Regions from separate parts of the Homo sapiens genome. Here all the other regions are linked to region 1. The links are chromatin loops, found by intact Hi-C in ENCODE. Cell type or tissue: heart right ventricle. All regions are shown on one strand. Links, peaks and the distances in the headings refer to the core of each region. The heading gives the core; the rest is flanking DNA. Region 1 has its middle 11 kb from the start of MIR4486. Region 2 holds the start of NAV2 (neuron navigator 2). Region 3 overlaps NAV2 (neuron navigator 2).

The links. Peaks named below come from ENCODE experiments on the same cell type or tissue, not always from the same donor. Only the 100,000 strongest peaks of a DNase experiment are listed, where the experiment ranks them.
Region 2: a loop joins it to region 1, with 9 times the contacts of the local background. A loop is called at or near these places in 24 of 110 quality-filtered maps.
Region 3: it touches region 1 in a loop (4-fold over the local background); 16 of 110 quality-filtered maps call a loop at or near these places.

Annotation. Positions count from the first base shown.
Region 1 is chr11:19,561,366-19,567,446 of GRCh38, forward strand. It overlaps a transcript of NAV2 not described here. Among named protein-coding and RNA genes, the nearest start is that of MIR4486, 11 kb to the right of the region's middle. In heart right ventricle, for the core only: a CTCF peak has its summit at 2,824 (motif pointing right); DNase peaks (open chromatin) are centred at 2,856 and 3,156; H3K4me3 peaks cover 777 bases; H3K27ac peaks cover 1,301 bases.
Region 2 is chr11:19,711,116-19,717,196 of GRCh38, forward strand. NAV2 (neuron navigator 2) reads left to right here and starts at 1,722. Exons shown (of 38, transcript NM_145117.5): 1 at 1,722-2,847. The coding sequence starts at 2,581. It overlaps LEISA1 (lncRNA enhancing IL-6/STAT3 signaling activation 1), which reads right to left and starts at 3,557. Exons shown (of 1, transcript NR_015384.2): 1 at 1-3,557. RefSeq lists silencers at 1,427-1,956, 1,597-1,790. In heart right ventricle, for the core only: CTCF peaks have their summits at 1,512 and 3,549; DNase peaks (open chromatin) are centred at 1,606, 2,168 and 3,716; H3K4me3 peaks cover 4,529 bases; H3K27ac peaks cover 5,000 bases.
Region 3 is chr11:20,108,859-20,114,939 of GRCh38, forward strand. NAV2 (neuron navigator 2) reads left to right here. Exons shown (of 38, transcript NM_145117.5): 37 at 5,734-5,937. Among named protein-coding and RNA genes, the nearest start is that of DBX1, 49 kb to the right of the region's middle. RefSeq lists enhancers at 2,715-3,614, 3,615-4,514, 5,319-5,820, 5,821-6,081. In heart right ventricle, for the core only: a CTCF peak has its summit at 2,195 (motif pointing left); DNase peaks (open chromatin) are centred at 2,225 and 3,763; H3K27ac peaks cover 2,832 bases.

The sequences.
Region 1 (6,081 bases), core at 326-5,325:
TGTTATTTTGGGAAAATCAGGAAATTGTCTGGCCCTTGTGTTTGCTAGCCTCAACCTTCACATACATATATGAAATTCAGAAATCCAAGGCTTATAGCAAAGGCCACTTGAACTTGACCTTGCTTTCATCAGCTATTTAGTACAATATATTCAGTAAATTTCTCTTGTTAATCAGTGAACATTGTGTAAGCACCTATTATTACTAGATATCAGTAAGTTAATTATCTTCATCACTCTGTTTAATTTAGATATGTGTTTGGGGACTCCCTGAGATCTAAGTTAAATTGCCACGGATCCCAAATTCCATAGCCTGTGGCTATCTGAAGCCCTTCCTAAGATTTCTGCTTCTTATACCACTTGGCATTGAATTCCTTGAATGGGACCTCTGCCTTGCACTCTGTTTTAACCCCCTTGAGGCTCAGGGAGGTTAAGTGACTTGGCCAAGGCTCCACAGCCTGCAAGTCTGGCTCAGTTACGGTTGCCACTGGGCCTTGGCTAAGAAGAGATCCTGCCCCACTGCCCCAGGCTACCATCCCTGGGGATGATGAAGGGGGCTCCTGGAGATGAGGGCTGAGGTCTCCAACATTTTTCTACTTCAGGCTTTTCTTCTCTCCTGCCATTGATGGGCCTGGGTGTCACCCCATCCAGAGATGCAGGCACTAAGCCTCTGGGGGTGAGGGCCTCGTGCCTCCACACTGCATTCATTTAATCTTCCAACCATTTCCCTGGCAGTGGTAATATACCCATTTTACAGATACCCTTATAAGGATTAACTAGTAAAAATAACAAAAACCATCACAACAATCCACAGTTACAGAACTCTGACTGTGCCAAGTGTTATCTATATTTTCTCATTTAGTCTCGCAACATCCATATATAGAAAGACGGCACCTGCCTGTGAGGTGGATCATGACAGAATCAAGTTATTATGCCTGACCACCAACCCTTTGGGGCAAATCCGCTCTCAGAGGGTGGAAAGTCTTGTTGACAAGCAGAGTAGCCCCTGGGGCCTCAAGCTTTTGGGGCATCTCTGGGGGCTCCGGGCATCCTTTAGGGCAGGATAAGATACTTACAATAAACTCTCTCTTTGAGACATGGATTGGGTCTTCACTTAATGTTTTTGACTCTTCATATTTTTTTTTCAGTTTCAAGTTTTGACAGCCCTGGAGCTTAGGCACTAAATCAGCAACAGAATAGGATTCTAAGATGTTTGATTAGGGATTAGACCTCTGACACATGGCTTGCCCAGAGCTGGCTGATCTAATACATCTCAGAATCCAGGAAGAAAGGGACCATGTACCACAAAGCCTAATGCCTCATTGTGAAGAGAAAAATGAAGGCCCTGTGCTGGTGTGGATTTACGCAGCACTAAAGCAATAGTTCTCAGGTCAGAGCCCAGGTTTTATGTCTCCTAGTCTATAGATCTGCATCAGTAGCACCTACAAGACAGGGTTGCTTCATAACCAAGTTCCATTCAGAGCCAATCATATGTATTAATGGTGTGGTCAGTAAGATGTCAAGGAATCTCTGTCTATCCATCTAATCTCATGAGTTTTCTCTGGGTCCTAAAATAATGTCACCTTCAAAACATGGAGTAGGCCCTGCCAAGACACCTCACCTACCTAGAGAAGGTATTAAATACATTACCAGCAGAGACCCAATTAACATCTGGACCTATCAGAAAGCAGAAGCTGGGACACTGGATAGCTCAGTTTGATTGCTATGAGAGCTCTCAGGAAAACAAAAGAAATACAAAAGTTTGGATTGTGGGCAGATAGAATTTTCAAAATTTAGAGAAGATCCGAAATCTTTTCATTGCTTAGATGGACAAACCAAGACCAGGGAAAAGAAGTGAATTTCCCACGCCTGCCCAATAGTCAGGACAACACCTTCCCTACCAGCTCTCCATCACTTCCCCAGTCTCTCTTCCCAAACACAGCTCTACCAGTAATACAGAGTTGGGTGCCAGGACTCAGGAGTCGGAACCCCATTACACTTAGGCTAGATCTTTGTGAATATTGAGGCTAAGAGTGGAATTTAGTCATGGTCTCCTTTTGACACAGAGGGACCTTTATAGACCAGAGTCGATTTTTGTCTGTAACAACTGTAAAGTAAAATGAACACCTTGGTTGCTACTTGAGCCCTTGGATCGGGATGCACCTGGTGGGCTGCAGTAAATCTTGAAGTAGCATCCATTAATCAGCTACACCAGAATTCACCAATGTGCTTGTTAAAATGCTGAGTCCTGGGCTTTATTTACCCAAGACCCATTGAATCCCGGGTCTATGGGGCATTTTAATATGTATCCCAAGCGATTCACATGCCCCCAAAAGTTGGAGAACCGCCACTACAATGGAAGATCTGGAGTTAAGCTTGCCTGGGTTCAAATCTGGGCTCTGCCAGTTACCAGATGTATGAACTTCAGCATGCCTGAGCTTCAGACTCCTCCTGTAACATGAAGAGAATAGTAATAACTACCTCACAGGGTTATTGAGAGAGTTAAGGGAGGTAAAGCAGGAAAAATGCTTAGCATTGGGCTTGGCACCTTGCAAATAAATATTAAGCAAATCAATTAAAGCAAAGCAAATATATTTAATAAATTAAATATTGAACAAATAAATATTAGCTGCTACTGTAATGTCGTTCTTTAGATACATTCCCTGTCTTCACCTGTTCACATGGAGGCCAGCTGCAGCCTCTGCAATCAGGAGCCCGTCCCCACCTGAACCCCCGACCCCTACCCCTCCAGGGAAGATGAGCGGCTGTGAGAAGCCTGGCCTACCCATTCTGTGGCGGGGGCTTTGGGGAGTGCAGTGACAAGAGCCACCAGCAGGGGGAAGCATAAACACATTTCAGGGCATAGCGCTGGTGATCCTTGAGGGTGGGGCGCTCTCTGGGGGAATGGGCTGAGGCTGGGATCAGCGTTTCTTCTCGAATTTTCCCCCCACTGTGGACAGGAATATCTGGTGATGCTCACAAGACAGAATCCTGCTTTTCCTCTAATTGCTCAAAAAGTGAGACCCTGCGCTGGCTGACACTGGCTCTTCCCTGAAGCCTCAGGAAGCGGCTCATTAGCTGTTAATTTTATTTTCACCACCCAGTCGGGCTCTGGCAGGCCCTCGGCAGAGTGCTGGCTGCCGGGCCTTTCTAAGGAGACTCTTGGCAGAGCTCTGATCTGGGCGTCGTGTTCTTTTTCCATTTGGAGGAGCAACTGCGTGAGGTGCCTCACCAGACTTAGCGAGAGGGGCTGAGGGGCGGGGCGGGGCCTGAGTGTCCAGACCTGCCCTCTAGTTCCCTTCCTGCCGTCCCCTAGAAATCAGGGGGCCGGGAGGTCCGCCGCCGCTTGAGTGCCCACCGTGTGCTATTCTGTACCTCCCACCGGGCTCCCCAGGAGCATGTCACAGAGGGGAAGGCTGAGGCCCAAAGAGGTCGGGTGACTTGCTCAGAGCCACGCAGCCAATGAGCAGCAAAAGTAATAATGACACTGGGCCGGGCGTGGTGGCTCACGCCTGTAATCCCAGCACTTTGGGAAGCAGAGGCTGGCGGATCACCTGAGGTCAGGAGTTCAAGACCAGCCTGGTCAACATAGTGAAACCCTACCTCTACTAAAAAATACAAAGATAGCCAGGAGTGATGGCAGATGCCTGTAATCCCAGCTACTCGGGAGGCTGAGGCAGGAGAATCTCTTGAACCCAAGAGGCAGATGTTGCAGTGAGCCGAGATCACACCACTGTACTCAGTCTGGATGACAGAGTGAGACCCTGCCTGCCCCCTCTCCAGAAAAAGGTAATAATGGCACCGGCCGCCTAGTGTGTGCCCAGTATGTTGCCGGGATCCATCGCTGTCCTTTTACATATGTTTACTCCTACATCAATCAAATCTGTAAAGCCCAGTGGCTGAGGTTAAAGCCCATGCTTTTCTTCCTACTCCGCACTGCCTCGAAACCCTTGGAAGTACTCTTCTCCTATTTCCCTAATCTTTCAAATTATTCAAATTCCCATTTGTTCTCCAATTAAAGGTCCCCTCCTCCCTCTTCATCCAAGAGTCCTTTGGTGAGAGCTTCGGTAGTGGCTTGATCACATTCTGAATTTGAGATTTGCTTGTAATTAGCAGTCTTGAAAACACCAGTTCTTTGCTAGGCTCTGCTCCCAGGAACCCAGGAGTCAGGACATCTGAGGAAGGGCTACATGCATCACTGATCTCTCCCTTAACCACCCCTTTCATAGGTATCTGGAATAAGCTCAAATTTCATTGATTTTCCTATGGTGATAAATTGACAGCCCGCCTTTTTTTTCCACAGAAATTAATGCCAGTAAAATGACTACTACAGCCCACTCCCTGCTTTGAATACACCATTAAAATAAACCATGTCTGTGTGCAAACATGTGTGCACCCAATGAGATGTGCTTTTCAAAGACACTGTCATGCAATGTACACAACACTGTGCAGACATTTCAATTTTCCTCCTGGCTGTCTCGCCATCTAAAGACGAAATGCTCGATGTGGCCTGGCATCCAATGGCAGCTGGAGGAAAAGAACTTGCGACTTCGTGTTTCTCCTCTGGAGCTCTGGGCTTGCTCTCATTTGCACTGGTGAATTGTAATGTCAGCAACCTATGGATAGACCGCAGGACACTGGGCTGCAGCATGAAGAGCTATCCAAGGAGATTTTATTTTATTTTATTTTATTTTATTTTATTTTATTTTATTTTATTTTTTTGTGAAACAGGGCTTCGCTCTGTCACCCAAGCTGGAGTGCAGTGGCACCATCACAGCTCACTGCAGCCTCAACCTCTGGGGCTCAAGCAATCCTCCCACCTTTAAGCCTTCTGAGTAGCTGGGACTACAGGTGCACGCCAACACACCTGGCTAATTTTTTTTGTTGTTGCTGTTGGTAAGAACAGGGTTTCACCATGTTGCCCAGGCTAGTCTCAAACTCCTGGTCTCAAGCAATTCACCCACCTCGGCCTCCCAAAGTGCTGGGATTACAGGCATGAGCCACCACTCCCAGCCCAAGGTGGTCATTTTAATGTGCAGTTGTTACAGACAAGCAAATGATCTCCAGTTTGTAAAGATCTCTCTGAGTCAAAAGGAGACCATGACTAAATTCCACCTTTAACTTCAAGGTGATCCATAAACTTGAGGAGTTTTGCAAACGCCATTTGGCTCAGTTACTGAGATTCTTTGTGTCATTTTGGCAGCCACCCCTGTGCCTGAGACAGGGAGCTCAGGCAGCTGGTTGGAGCTGCTTGTGGATTCAGATATTCCAGAACTGCCGGTTATGTAGGAAGTTCATGCTATAGAGAGGAAGATGAGTATGAGACAGAGAATCCATATTTATGAAACACCAGACATTATCCTGGGCACACTCCATCCTCACAGCCATGTTGTGAAGATACTTACATATGCTCTGTCCAGCATCCAGGGAAACTAAGGTCTAGAGGGGCATGATAACTGGCCCATGGTCACCAAGGATCTGAAAGACACACCCACAAAGGCCTAACTCAAATCCATGTATTTTCACCATTGCCTGTGAGAAAGAATCTTCCATATATTATGTTTATTTGTTTGCATTTATTTGTTTTATGAAAAAGGTCTACACTTTCTGCAGCTGTCACTTTTGCAGGCAATAAGGATACCTTTCTGGAACGAGAAATCTACATTAGACCAGAGACTGGATGATGGAGGGCTGTTTCTGTAATATTTATCCCTGCAAAGTAAATATTTCTGTCTCCACCATGTTCCAGAATTTCCCTGCTGACAGCTTCACAGATACTTCTTTTTCTCCTCTCTTGAACATCCAGCTATTGCCGGGGACAGGATGACCGGGTGCAACTGGTTCTTTTCACTTTTGACTGTGGACTTCTTGCAGCCAAAGAAAGAAAGGCTGGCCAGTGATCCACACTGGGTGAGGATTGGAGGCCAGGGCTGTGGAAGGGAAGTGTAGTTTGCATCCTAAGTGGTGATCCCAGGGGACAACCGACCCACTAGAGAGCAAAACTGAGGCTTTCCATGCAATGTTTTGGACCAATGTATATGGTTCCCTGAAGTCATCTTGCAGATTTATTTCTGTAATGTTCTC
Region 2 (6,081 bases), core at 517-5,516, 150 kb after region 1:
GACATAGACAGGGCCGTGCATTTCAGCCTAACTAGAGTAGAAAGTTGCTACCTAGAATGGCTAAGAAGGTGCCTTCTCATTTCTTAATGCTTCAGAGGTTAAGACTTTGATGTTTCCTCTGGTCTGAGATCTTTGTCACTTTGGGCCACTATAACAAAAATACCATAAACAGGATGGCTTAAACAACAAACATTTATTTCTTACAGTACTAGAGGCTGGAAGTCTGAGACTAGGATGCCAACACGGTATCAGATTCTTGGTAAGGGCCCTCTTCCTGGTCCACAGAAGACTGCCTTCTGTGTCCTCACAAGGCAGTAAGAAAGCATCTCTCTCCTGTCTCTTCTAATAAGAGTGCTAATCCTATCATGAGGGCTCCACTGTCTTGACCTTATTACCTCCTAAAGTTCCCCACCTCCTAATACCATCACACTGGGGATTACGGGTTTAACATGAATTCCAGGGGGACAGAGTTAATAGCATCTGAGTTATTCTAAATCAATGCTATCAGCACTGAAGATCAGGCTATAGGGTGGGCACAAAGTGTCCTGGAAACAAAGAAGAAAGACAAATAGTTTATAAACAGAGATGACTTTGGGGGAAAGCAGCAGTAATTTAACAACAGGGAAAATAAAGCCCAGCTTTTATTGGTCTCTTACATTGCCAGGTACTTGTGCTAAATGACTGCCATGCACCAACCATCTCATTTAATCCAAACAACAGCTCATTAGGTAAATGTCGTCAAGCCTCCACCTTACTACATGTGAAAACAGAAGCTTTATAAGCATGCATGTAAGCTTAAATAACTTGCCCACTTCTAATCCAAGCAGTTCTACAGGGTGGGAGGCTCCTCATTCATAAATCGCGAAGGCTGGCCTGCCTGATCATCTCTCAGTTTCCTTCTTATTCTCATCCACTTTCAGTCAGCGAGGAAACCACAGAGCAACCCAAACAGCGAATTCGAGTCGAGGAACCTGTTGGGGCCAGTGCGTCCCAGGCGCGGACAGGGAGGGGCTCCATGAAACGCAGCAAGGTTTGGCCAGAGCCTGCCGGGGTCATGGAGCCTCTCCCGGCTTCTTCAGGCCACTCTAATTACAGAGTCTGTGGTAGGTTGCGTGGAGGAGCTGTCTCGGGGCGGGAAGCTTCCCTGCGTATTGTATTTGCCTATAAATACTTCAAATAGTTAAGTGAAATGTGCAGCCTTTGAAAACTGGAGAGGAAGCCGTTGGGAGGCCCCCCGCCCAGCCGGCCTGGAAGAGCAGGCAGAGAAATGGCTGGCGCGCTCTTAAAGCGGGAGACGAGCTTCGGCCCTGCCCAAGCCAGATGGGGGCAGCGAGGCTGCGGGCGTGACTCCGGAAGACTCAAACCGTTAAGGTGACCGGAGCAATTTGAAAAAGGAAACAAACTTCCCTCGAGCCGTGCCCGCGTGGCTCTGGGGCGGACGGTTGCGTTCGAAAGGGCATTTTTCAAAAGAAGGGTTTCAGGAACGCAGGGGTGTGGGCCCCCCGGGAGGCGCGCGGCCGGGGCAGTGCCGCAAAGCGGCCACCAGCCCGCTTTGTACTCGCGGCCAAGCGCGGCCCCAGAGTTTCGGCGGCGGCCAGAGTTTAGGCCACACCCTCTTTGCAGTGAGACCCGCGGCCGCTGATTGGCGCACCGTGGACCAATGGGCGCGCCGGGGCGGCCCCGGCTGTCAGCGCGCGCCGCAGCAGCGCCGGCAGCAGCCTGTCCTCCCCTGCGCTGAGCCCCGCAGCCAGCGCAGCCTTCCCGGGAAGCGCGGCGGCCGCTCCCGAGCGCAGCCCTGCCCGGCCCGCCAGCCGCGCGTCCCGGCGCCCGCGCCCCACGGCCACAGCCTTGCCTCTATCTAGCTCACGGAGCATGTGCAGACCCGCAGGCGCTAAGGTGCTCTCAGTCCGGGGGCCTTCTGGGCAGCGGTGACTGTCACCCCAAGAGAGACCTTTCGGGGGCTCTTGCCGCACCTCTGCTGCGTCGCGGGTGACACTGCGGTGCTCGCGAGCAGGGTGGCAGCTGCCTCTCGGTGGAGACGTCTTGGGACCCTTGCGCCCTTCTTCTCTCCTTCCTTCGCTGCTGTCTCCTTTCCTTCCTTGGCTGCTCGCTCTTTCTCTCGCCGGCTCAGACCCGTAGCCTCCGGAACGGGACTCGTGGGTCGCCGCCGCCTCTGTCTCTTCCAAAGGGGCCTCCTCACTTCGGAGATGCAGTGACAAGTTAATATGGGCGTCCAAGCCTCTGTTTCCCAGGAGGAAATTTGCAAGAGGCGGCAGCCCCTGAGCGCCCAGAGCTCTTGAAAGGCCACCCAGGAGAGGTGTGAGACCCGGCGGCAGCATCCGTCCAGGTGGGACCCGCTGAGCGCCGTGGCCAGTCCCCCATTCCCATCCCGGCACCCCAAAGGCGCGCTCGCCCGATTGCTTCGAGTTCCCCGACCTGGGGATTTTTTTTTTAGCCGCTGGTGGTGGGCGCCTCGTGGGCTAAGGCCCGGCGCCTGCTCTGCTACCCGCGCTGCCTTTAGCGGTCGCCCCCGCCGCCGCTGCCAGGGACGTGCTGGGAAAGCCCAAGCCCCGGGAGAAGATGCCGGCCATCCTGGTCGCCTCCAAAATGAAGTCGGGACTGCCCAAACCCGTGCACAGCGCCGCGCCCATCCTGCACGTGCCCCCGGCCCGGGCGGGCCCCCAGCCCTGCTACCTGAAGTTGGGAAGCAAGGTGGAGGTGAGCAAGACCACCTATCCTAGCCAGATCCCCCTGAAATCGCAGGTGCTGCAGGGGCTGCAGGAGCCAGCGGGGGAGGGGCTCCCGCTGCGGAAGAGCGGCTCGGTGGAAAACGGGTTCGATACCCAGGTGAGAGATGCCGTTTGCCGGGGTACTGTTCTGGAAGGATGGATGAATAGTTCTTTCGGGATGGTGTGGGAGAAAGGGCTGGATGGGAGAAGGGTCTACCATGTGGCCAGGGAAGGGAACCATTCCCCTTAGGCCGGCAGGTTGGGGGATGCGCGAGGAGAGTGGGCCGGCCGGTGGGTGTGGCCCGGGTGCCGGAGGTTTGCCTTAAGAGCTCTTCGAGACCTGGGATGGCGGGCACGTCTGCAGCATCTTCCTGGGGAGGAGGAAAGGTCGGGATGTTCTCAAAAAACGTGTGCATCGCTGGAAATGTGAGGTCCTGCATGTTGAGGTCTTGGCCCCAAGAAGCCAGTATCCGCAGCAGCAGCTGTGTGTCTGTCTGGCGGTTCCGCAGAGATTCTGTTCCGGACAAGGAATGATCTAAGGCCCCATTGGGTTCGACGCCCCCTAGCCTGGCTGTAAGATCCAGGAAGAAAAGGGGATCGCGGGTGGCAGTGAACCTGCTCTTCCCTTGGCTTGAAGATGACCTGTCCCTGCCCCATCCTGCGGGGTGACGGGATTCCGGGCAAGGTGCTGGGACTGCGGTACTAGTGCACCAGCTGAGGCCGGCAGCTGGAGACTCCTAGCGCCTTGGCTGGCTGTTGCGGTGGGGGTGGGGGTGGAGGTGGCTGCCTCAGAATGGCGGCCGAAGCTAAGCCCCTCCTTCCTGGGTGGTAGATCCTGGTGTTGGTAGCCCGAGTGACGGGGCGTGGGGATGGGAGATGGCTTGAAGAGAATTGGTGACTCCTACCTTTCCAGACAGAGCCTGCATCCAGACAAGCCCTGGCCGTGCAATCTCTTTTACAGAAATTAGCAAGGGCCAATCAGGTTCTCTTGGTCCTCCCCGCTCCATTTCCCCCTTCTTCTGGTAGGAGGGGGCTATATTTTCTTGGCAGTCAGTCAGCAGGGACTTTTGGGGACAGGCCGACCTGACGGATGTGACTGTCCGGTTAGGAGAGGCGGGAAGCCAGAGGGGAGGTGGTTTGGGGCTGGTGTCAGGAAAATGGCAACAGACCAGCTGACCTTTTTGGCACATACTTCCCTGCTGACACCATCTCCACCTTCTCCTGGAGCTTTCTCTGATCAGAGGCTAGAGCTCAACACGTTCCTAGGCTTTCTGATGCGGGAACTGGAGCTGAAGCTAATTGTAAGCAGACTTTTGGAACTCTGGGCTGGAGAAGGCCCTCAAAGCAGATTAAGCTCCCACACCAGGCTGATAAGCATGCCCCTTGCTGCTGCACTTGCTAAACATTTTTGGAAGCTGACAGGTTTGAGTGATGGTGTGTGGGAGGAAGGCAAGATTTCCTCCAGTGCTCCGGGGGCCTGCCTCTGTGAGGGTTTTGTGCTCTGCTCTTCTTCTGTTGTTACGTACAGGATTTGTCCAGTGGGCTCTGCCATGGGGGTGAGCACCAGGGTACACTTCTGCATGGGGTTTCCCTTCATCCATGGACTTGGGGTTTATGAGGTGTAGTGGGCAGTCGGTGGGAGGTCAGTACAGTGACTCGGGACTGGAGGTGACACATACCCTCGAGCCTGATGAGGAGCACCCGAGGAATGAGAGGGAAAGTCCATGCTGGGATTGTTCATATCCAGGCAGCTGTTCTGCCTTTGCCCGTTTGACCCTTCATTTAACAAACATTGTCAGAGGACTGGCAGTGCATAGGCTCTGGAAAGGTGATTCATCACCCTGTCCGTGAAAAAAAATGTTCTTCAGCTTCTCTCTGAGGGGCTGGAACAGTCCACTTCCCTCAAGACTTTGCTTCCCTCTTTTGCCCTTGGTCCATAATCCCCCCATTTCACCTCTCTCGCCCTCAATGGGCCCTTGTGTACTGATGGTGAACATAGTTTGGATGGACTGCTAAGGAAATTGGCCACTTCCAGTGGACTACCCTGATTTTTACCTGCCTGCCCTCGTTTGCCAGTGCCCAGGGGTTCTGGGGGCTCTTCCCTGTGGCAGATCCCTGTCTGCACAGCTGACATCAAAGTGATTTTGGCCAATGGGATTTTACCTTCTTTGCCAGGGCTTCTCCCACAGTCTGCCTGATAGGGTACCCATTCCCCCTCCAAAACAGTCTCTTGGTTATGGCATGAGGACTGTGTCTGACTGGCCATCTGGTAGTTTCCAGGTCCCAAATTTGGTATATATTATTAGAAGATACTCAGGAAACAATGAATTAAATGGCAAATGCTCTCTTGGGGCCCCTGACTCCCCTTTTATTCAGGGGATTTTTGGCAGGAGATTGGGTTGTGTAGTGGCTGATAACATAGCTTTTAAAGTCAGATGGGTATCGCTGGTGTCTTGCGTCTGTCATATACTAGCTAGGTGACCACCTTGATTAATTTCTTTGGGCTTTAGTGTTCTCATCTATTAAAAAATGAGCATGAACAACCATTAGAGTTGTGAGCATTAAGAAAAATAACGTAAAGTGTTCAGTGCAGTGTCTGGCAAATAAGGAACACTTAATAAAAGTAGCTATTTATATTGCTAACCTAAGAGATGGGGCATGCTGAATCAACATTAATAGCCCGTAAATGAGAAAAGATATGGCTTATTCTCTCAAGCCCCTGGAAAGGTATCAATCTGTTCCAAGGATCTGTAGAACATCTATCACCTTTCTAGTACAGTACCAGGCAGAACGGGAAGATGAGGGAAGGGCATGTCCACTTTCTGAGTGCCTGATGGGTGAGGCTCTTTACATATAATCTCATTTCATCTTTACAGAAACACTTAAATCAGGTCTGATACATCCATTTTCTATGACAGTAACAACATGGTAACAATAATAACAATGGTAATAATGGCCAAATCCTTATATATCACTTTCTATGTGCCAGGAATTGTTCTAAGGACTTTACATTAAAAACTAATTTTATTCTTATTACAATCAAATGAGATAAATGTTATTATCCCCATTTTACACATATGAAAACTGAGGCAAAGACCAGTTTGGTAACTTTGTGAGTAGCAAAGGTAGAATTAGAACTCGGGCAGTCTGGCACTAGATCCCATGTCTTTAACCATGATATTGTACAGGGAGAAACACAGAGACTGTCTTAGAACTTGCAGGCCCTGATTTATAAGACCATTGCTGTAACCATTGAGCTAGATGAGGCTTAGCAAGGTACAGCCACTTGCTCTCGGTCATCCAGGGTGGCAGGGCAGGGAGTCCAGCAAGGTTGGTCTGGCTTTGAGGCCTG
Region 3 (6,081 bases), core at 291-5,290, 550 kb after region 1:
AGAAGTTCTGTAGGCTTTTAACACTCACAGTTAGTAATCAGCAGACATCACATGTGGCTGAATAATCCAGAAACCAGTTTGGTAGCCAGGTTTCCAAGAGTTTTTTTGTTTCCTTGGTACTGGACAGTGGGAGACACAAGATGCTATCGTAGGCCTGTGGAGGGTGCAGGGACTGGTGTGCACCCACAGGCACGTGTGTGACAAATGCAAGTTAATGGCTGCAGTCAGTGTTTGTCATTTCTGGTAGGGCTGAACTGAGGAGTATTCAACTATTTTCTATCTATGATTTATAGCAGCAATGATGGTCTTCAGAGGCATTCAGGACAAAGGGAGCTTGAAAAGGAAAGTATTTTGCCTCTTGTGATATATTTCACTAAACTGGAGCATACGCATTGCAAATTCAAGTCAGCATATTTAATAAAGTGTATTGTGAAAGCAGGAAAAAAGCAAGAAATTAGGCAACTTTTGGCCAGCCTAAAATCATTGGTTAGCAGAGCTCTATCAACTGTTGCTTTCATACAAGAAGGTATGAATGATTTTAGATCTTTGCAGTAGAACCTCCCTAGGTAGGTAAAGTCACTGGCGTGGATAAATTGACCATAATTTAGTCCTTAATCAAATGGTTTTGTTAAGACCACAGACCCAAACAACCACTCAGTCATTCCTATTTTGGGACCAGTGGAAGCATCTCCTACCTGCTGGATTCTTGCAGTCTGTCTCATTTCAGAAGCTTCTCTCCTCTGTTCTCATTGATGGCTTCCAGGGAGTGTGATATGCCCAGCACCTCTGGGAAACCCAAGCTGCTTAAGAAAAGTAAAGAGAATTGCAGGCAGATGAGGTGGACTGTTTGCCCCTGATTCCACCTCACCTTCTCCCATTTGCTTCATCTTTGCTCTAAATGTGGTCTTCTGGTGTAGGAAGGGGAGTGAACCTCAGAGTCACTGGGAAGAACTCACGGGCTCTGCTGAATAAAGGCCTCCCCTGCCCTGGAAGGCATTAACCAGGAAGCAGGGAGCCTGTCTGTGCTCCAGCCTTGCGCTGCACTTGAGCAGGCCCCTCACTGGTTAACAGTGGTTGGCGGTGCCAAGGCCCTGCTCCTTTGGACCTGAACCTAAAGGAAGGCTTTCTGGGCATGGCTGGAAAGGAACTCCCCTTCCCACCTAGGAGAGGTTGCTGATGGAGCTGATCATAGAGGATCATTGGGCGTCCTTCCCACCATGGGAAAGTGAGGCCCCAGCCATCTGGGGCAGGGAGCAGAGACATGCTCCCATCTCAAGACTCACTAGTTCAGTGTGAGGCAGGAAAAGTCATCACTGCTTTGTGCTTAGAGGTCATTTGAAGGTTAGTCTTTCAAGAGTGTGGAGCTGCAAAGGGAGGCGGCCAGAGTTTGCATCCCACTAAGTGGCTCAAAAGTGAGTCACTATGCCCCAAACTTGTGACCTCGCCATCCTGATCAGCCCAGGAGACTGTATAGACTGCGGATTCCTGCGGAAGCTTGCTGTGTTCTTCATGCCTCTGGTTTTGAAGGAACATTTGGTGATGTTTTTTGAGGGCCTGCTACTTGACAGGCACCATTAGGGGCCCGACGTGCATGATCTCATTTAGTTCTGACAGCCCAGTGAGTCTCTTAACAGATGAGGAAACTGAGGCTCACGGACGTTCTTGCCCCGTACCATGTCCACTCAGCAGGGTATGGTGGAGTGCGTGTTGGTGCCCAGGACTAGCTGGCCCCTTGGCTACTTCTGTTATTTTCAGGCTATCCTGAGGACACCCATCACTCCACTGAGAAGCCACAGGTGGCTTGGGGAACCAAATACTGAATTTTATAGAGTGGAGTTCTCCCTATGATTTCATTTGACAAAAGGATTCCTTTATTTTTAAAAAATTAAAATTCCCTACTCTCCTTTGTGTTACTTTGAGTCCACACCTACTCTAGGGTCACCTGCCCCTCACCTAACCCGGGTAAGTGGCCATGAAGTGAGCACATTGCAGTTCAGAGTGAGGTTCTAGGCTGAGAACAGGTGGAGTCCCTAGAATGGGTTCTGACAGGGCTACCGTGCACCAGGAGCTGGGATGGAGCGCTGCCCATGGTAGTATGGATTTGGTGGGAACGTAAGGAGACCTGCTGTCATCAGGGGATGAGGATGGCTTCCAGGTAGCCCCTCCCACAGGTACACCCGTGCCAGGAGGAAACATGATATCGCCCTCTAGTGAGCATAAGGTAGCACTGCAAGGGCGTGTAAGTGCAGATGCACTTGTGGAACTGCTTGGAGGACCTTCCTGAATGTGCAGCCGATGCATCCTTCTGTGATGTGCACACCCTCCCAGGAGCCCCCTGCATCCCACAGTCAGAAGGCTCACAGTGGCCCAGGTTTTAGTTTTCAATGTCTCAGCTCCCTGTTGTCCTGCTCCCATTTTTCCTGACCCAGTGGGGATGCCAGGTTCCTTCTCCTGCCTTAGGGAAAGTGAATGTCCTCCCCTCTGTGTCTGTCTGTCCAGATGTCTCTGCTGCTGCCCTCGGGGCCTGCAGTGGAGCTGAGGAGCTTTATGATGTTTCCTTTGCTTACCACAGTACTTACCCAGCCATTCATCACCCAGACTTGAACATGTCCAGTGACAAGTGAGGAGGCTTGTAAAAATATTTTCTGTTCTTGCAGATGATGTTAACATGTACCTAATGTGCATTTGTCTTATGACTCAGTCCTGAGCCCTGCTTCCCTTTGGAGCTGTCATTGGAAACACTTGCCAAAGTGTCTAAAGTCTGCAGGGTAACTCAAAAGGCCTTTCTCTGTGCCCAGGGCAGGCTTGGTGCCTGCAGGGAACAGGAACAGTGCAGAGTCAGTGTGGGGCCATTTATCGGATTATCCAGCCTGCTCTGAGACCCCAGACAGGTCTCCCGTCTCTTGGCCTTGGGTTCTCCATCTATAAATTGACAAGTTTGGACTAGAAGAGTGTTTTTTCAGGCTGGTTTCTATGAAGCCCAAAAGTTCCCCAGTCTACTCAGTTGAGGACCAGAGATGAAGAGCAAATGTTTGAAAACCATGGTGCCAGATAATCTCTGAGGACATGTTCAGCTCCAGGAGTTCTAGCCTCTGTGATTCTGCAGCCCTGAGCATGTCCTCATCCAGGCTGTAGAGTGGAGACAGAAGCAGTAGCTGTCACAGAAGCAGTAGCTGTGAGGGTTTGGTTCAGCCTCATGTGAGGTCTGGCTTGGGAAATGCAGCCCAGTTTCCACAGGGAAAGACCTCAGAGGGAGAAACTTCTCAAAATTGCACAAATGGTTCTAATGTGGAGCAGCCTTCTTCTGCTCCAAATATCCCACTTTTGCATTCTCTTCTGCCCTGAGACACATGCCCACATACACACAAACTCATGCCCCTCACACGATTCCTTCCTGCTCACACAATAATTGCTTTTCAAATGCCAGACTGAGCTCCTAGGCCTGAGACTCACTCCTGCCCCAGGTTAAGGAAGACTTAGCAACAGACTGGGCCAGAGCGCAGGACGGGAGGAGTGCTGGTGTCTGGGAAGGCAATGAGTCATAGGAGGCTGCATGACTTAAGCAGAGGGGGTGATAGCCACGAATACAGAGAGATGGGCCCATCTGAGAAGGGGCAGGGTGGGCAGCTTCCCTGACAGAAATCATAGCTAGAGGTCCCAGATGGCACAGACAGTCATGGGAGTATGGGCACTGCTGGCAGGGACAATGAGCCCAGCAGGCTGTCACACTGATATCTGGCCAACAGCCTGCTCCGCGTCTCCCTGCTCTGGGTCTGGCTGAGTCACGTGGCTCACATGACTCAGAGTTGTTCAAGGTGGTGTCAGTCAGGAGGGGTGGAGAGGAAAAAGGCCTGGCAAAGGAAGCTGAGGTTCTAGGTTCAAATCGGGCTCTGCCTGACAGCCTTTCTCAGCGGGCTCTGCTCTTCAGGCCTTGATTGGCCCATCTGGTAAATGAGGGGGTGGGGCTAGGTGGCCCCAGCTCCTTCCCCTTGGAAAGACGTGGTTTTGTTGGTTCAGAGCTCAGCTTCACACTGTTGTCAGCACCTTGCTCTCTGTACCCTCTCCACGGCAGGATTCGCGGGAGGGCAGGGAGAGCAGACAGACAGACAGACAGCCGTGGCCACCCTAGAGACACACTGCAGCCGTGGTGGCCCACAGGACTCTTTAGTCTCTGTGCTCTAAGGCCCCCTGCAGAGTCCTCTCTGCAGAACTACAGGTGACACTGCCCTGGCTGTGAGCATGTCCTGCCACATGGACCAAGTGGGCCAAACTAGTGGGCCGTGGAATTGAACATACTTAGTTTCCAATTCTGGCTTCTCTCCTCCCTGGGCCTATTTCCTCATCTGTAAATCACGGATATTAGTACTTCCTCTTGGAGTTGCACGGTGGTTAAGCAAGGTATTCGTAAAGCATTTCTCACGGTACCTGGCACAAAGTCAGCTGGAAGATGTGGTGGTGTTAAAGGAGAAAAATATAAAGCCTATACCTAGCTGTGTAATATACAGAGCCTCGTGTTGGGCCAGTCTAGGTTTCTGTTCTTCAAAGAATGTATGTATTTCTTGAAATTGCTAGTAATGGTCACTAAAATCATTTTACCATTAGATAATTGAGGCTTAAGAAAAGGAGCTTGGAGGCATGGTGTTGATCTTACCATAAAATTAAGTGATAATATAGTTTACTGTTTTAAGAGCCAATTAGCTATTATGGAATTTTGAGAAATACATGACAAGAGAGAAGCCCTCATAATTTCACTGCCTATGTGCAACCTCTGTTAGCAATTTGCTGTTTTGAAAAGGAGTAGCACTTCTATATAGGGGCTGTAAGAGTCAGACCCATTTCAAGAAACGGGGTTTTATTGAGCCAGGACCAGCCCAGCACAGTGGCTCACACCTATAATCCCAGACCTTTGGGAGACCAAGGCACGAGGATTGTTTGAGCCCAGAAGTTCAAGACCAGCCTGGGCAATATAGAGAGATCCCATCTCTTAAAAAAAAATGTTTTAAAAATTAGCCAGACATGGTGGCACACAAGTAGTCTCAGCTACTTGGGAGGCTGAGGCAGGAGCATCACTTGAGCCCGGGAGATTGAGGCCACAGGGAGCATGATCATGCCACTATACTCCAGCCTGAGCAACATTGCAAAACCTTGTCTCAATACAAAATCAAAGTAAATATTAAGCCAGGGCCATTGTGACCTCTGCCTGCAGTGTTGGTGCCCAGAACCCAAGGTATGTAGGCAGTATTCTTTGGGTAGATGCACCAAATGGAGTACTAGAGCTGGCTCTTGAAAGCTGATAGCACCTTTTTCCAACTCCACATCCAGTGACATCATGTCAGTGGTTTGAAGTCAGTCATGGTGGGATTGTACCATGGATGTTGGCAAATGCTTCAAATCAGGTCATTGTTTTTCCCCAAAAGCCAGTTTTTCAAATTGGATTATCAAGGCTCAGAGTTTAGGGTCACACGGTGAGTCAGTGGCAGAGCTGAGACATGAACCTAGATCAGCCTGACTCCAAAGCCTGTATTCTAGACCACTGGGTCATGCTGCCTTCAGCCTTAGCACCTCGAACTGTCTGCATCTTGGATGACTTCCTGAGCATGGAATAGAAGTGGAATTACTCCATCAGGGAAGGCATGATGCTGGATTTGGGGAGTTTTTCAGAAAGCTGCAAAACTGGGGCTACGAGAGAGATCTGGGCCACTTCCAGACTGTTCCTTCTTTGCCTGTTTTCAGCTCTATGGAAGGCGCGCCCCCTGGGAGGATCCTGCCAAGTGGGTGATGGACACATATCCATGGGCAGCCAGCCCACAACAGCACGAGTGGCCTCCCCTGCTGCAGTTACGGCCTGAGGATGTCGGCTTCGACGGCTACTCCATGCCTCGGGAGGGATCGACAAGCAAGCAGATGCCCCCCAGTGATGCTGAAGGTGACCCGCTGGTGAGTCCTCAGCCACCAGAGCAGCTCAGCATTCCTTTAGCACTTACTGTGTGTTGGGTATGATGCAGAGCCTCTGGAAATACAAAGGTGACTAAATCCAGCCTTGCTTTGGAAGGCTGGACCCAAATGACTGGGCCATTTTTG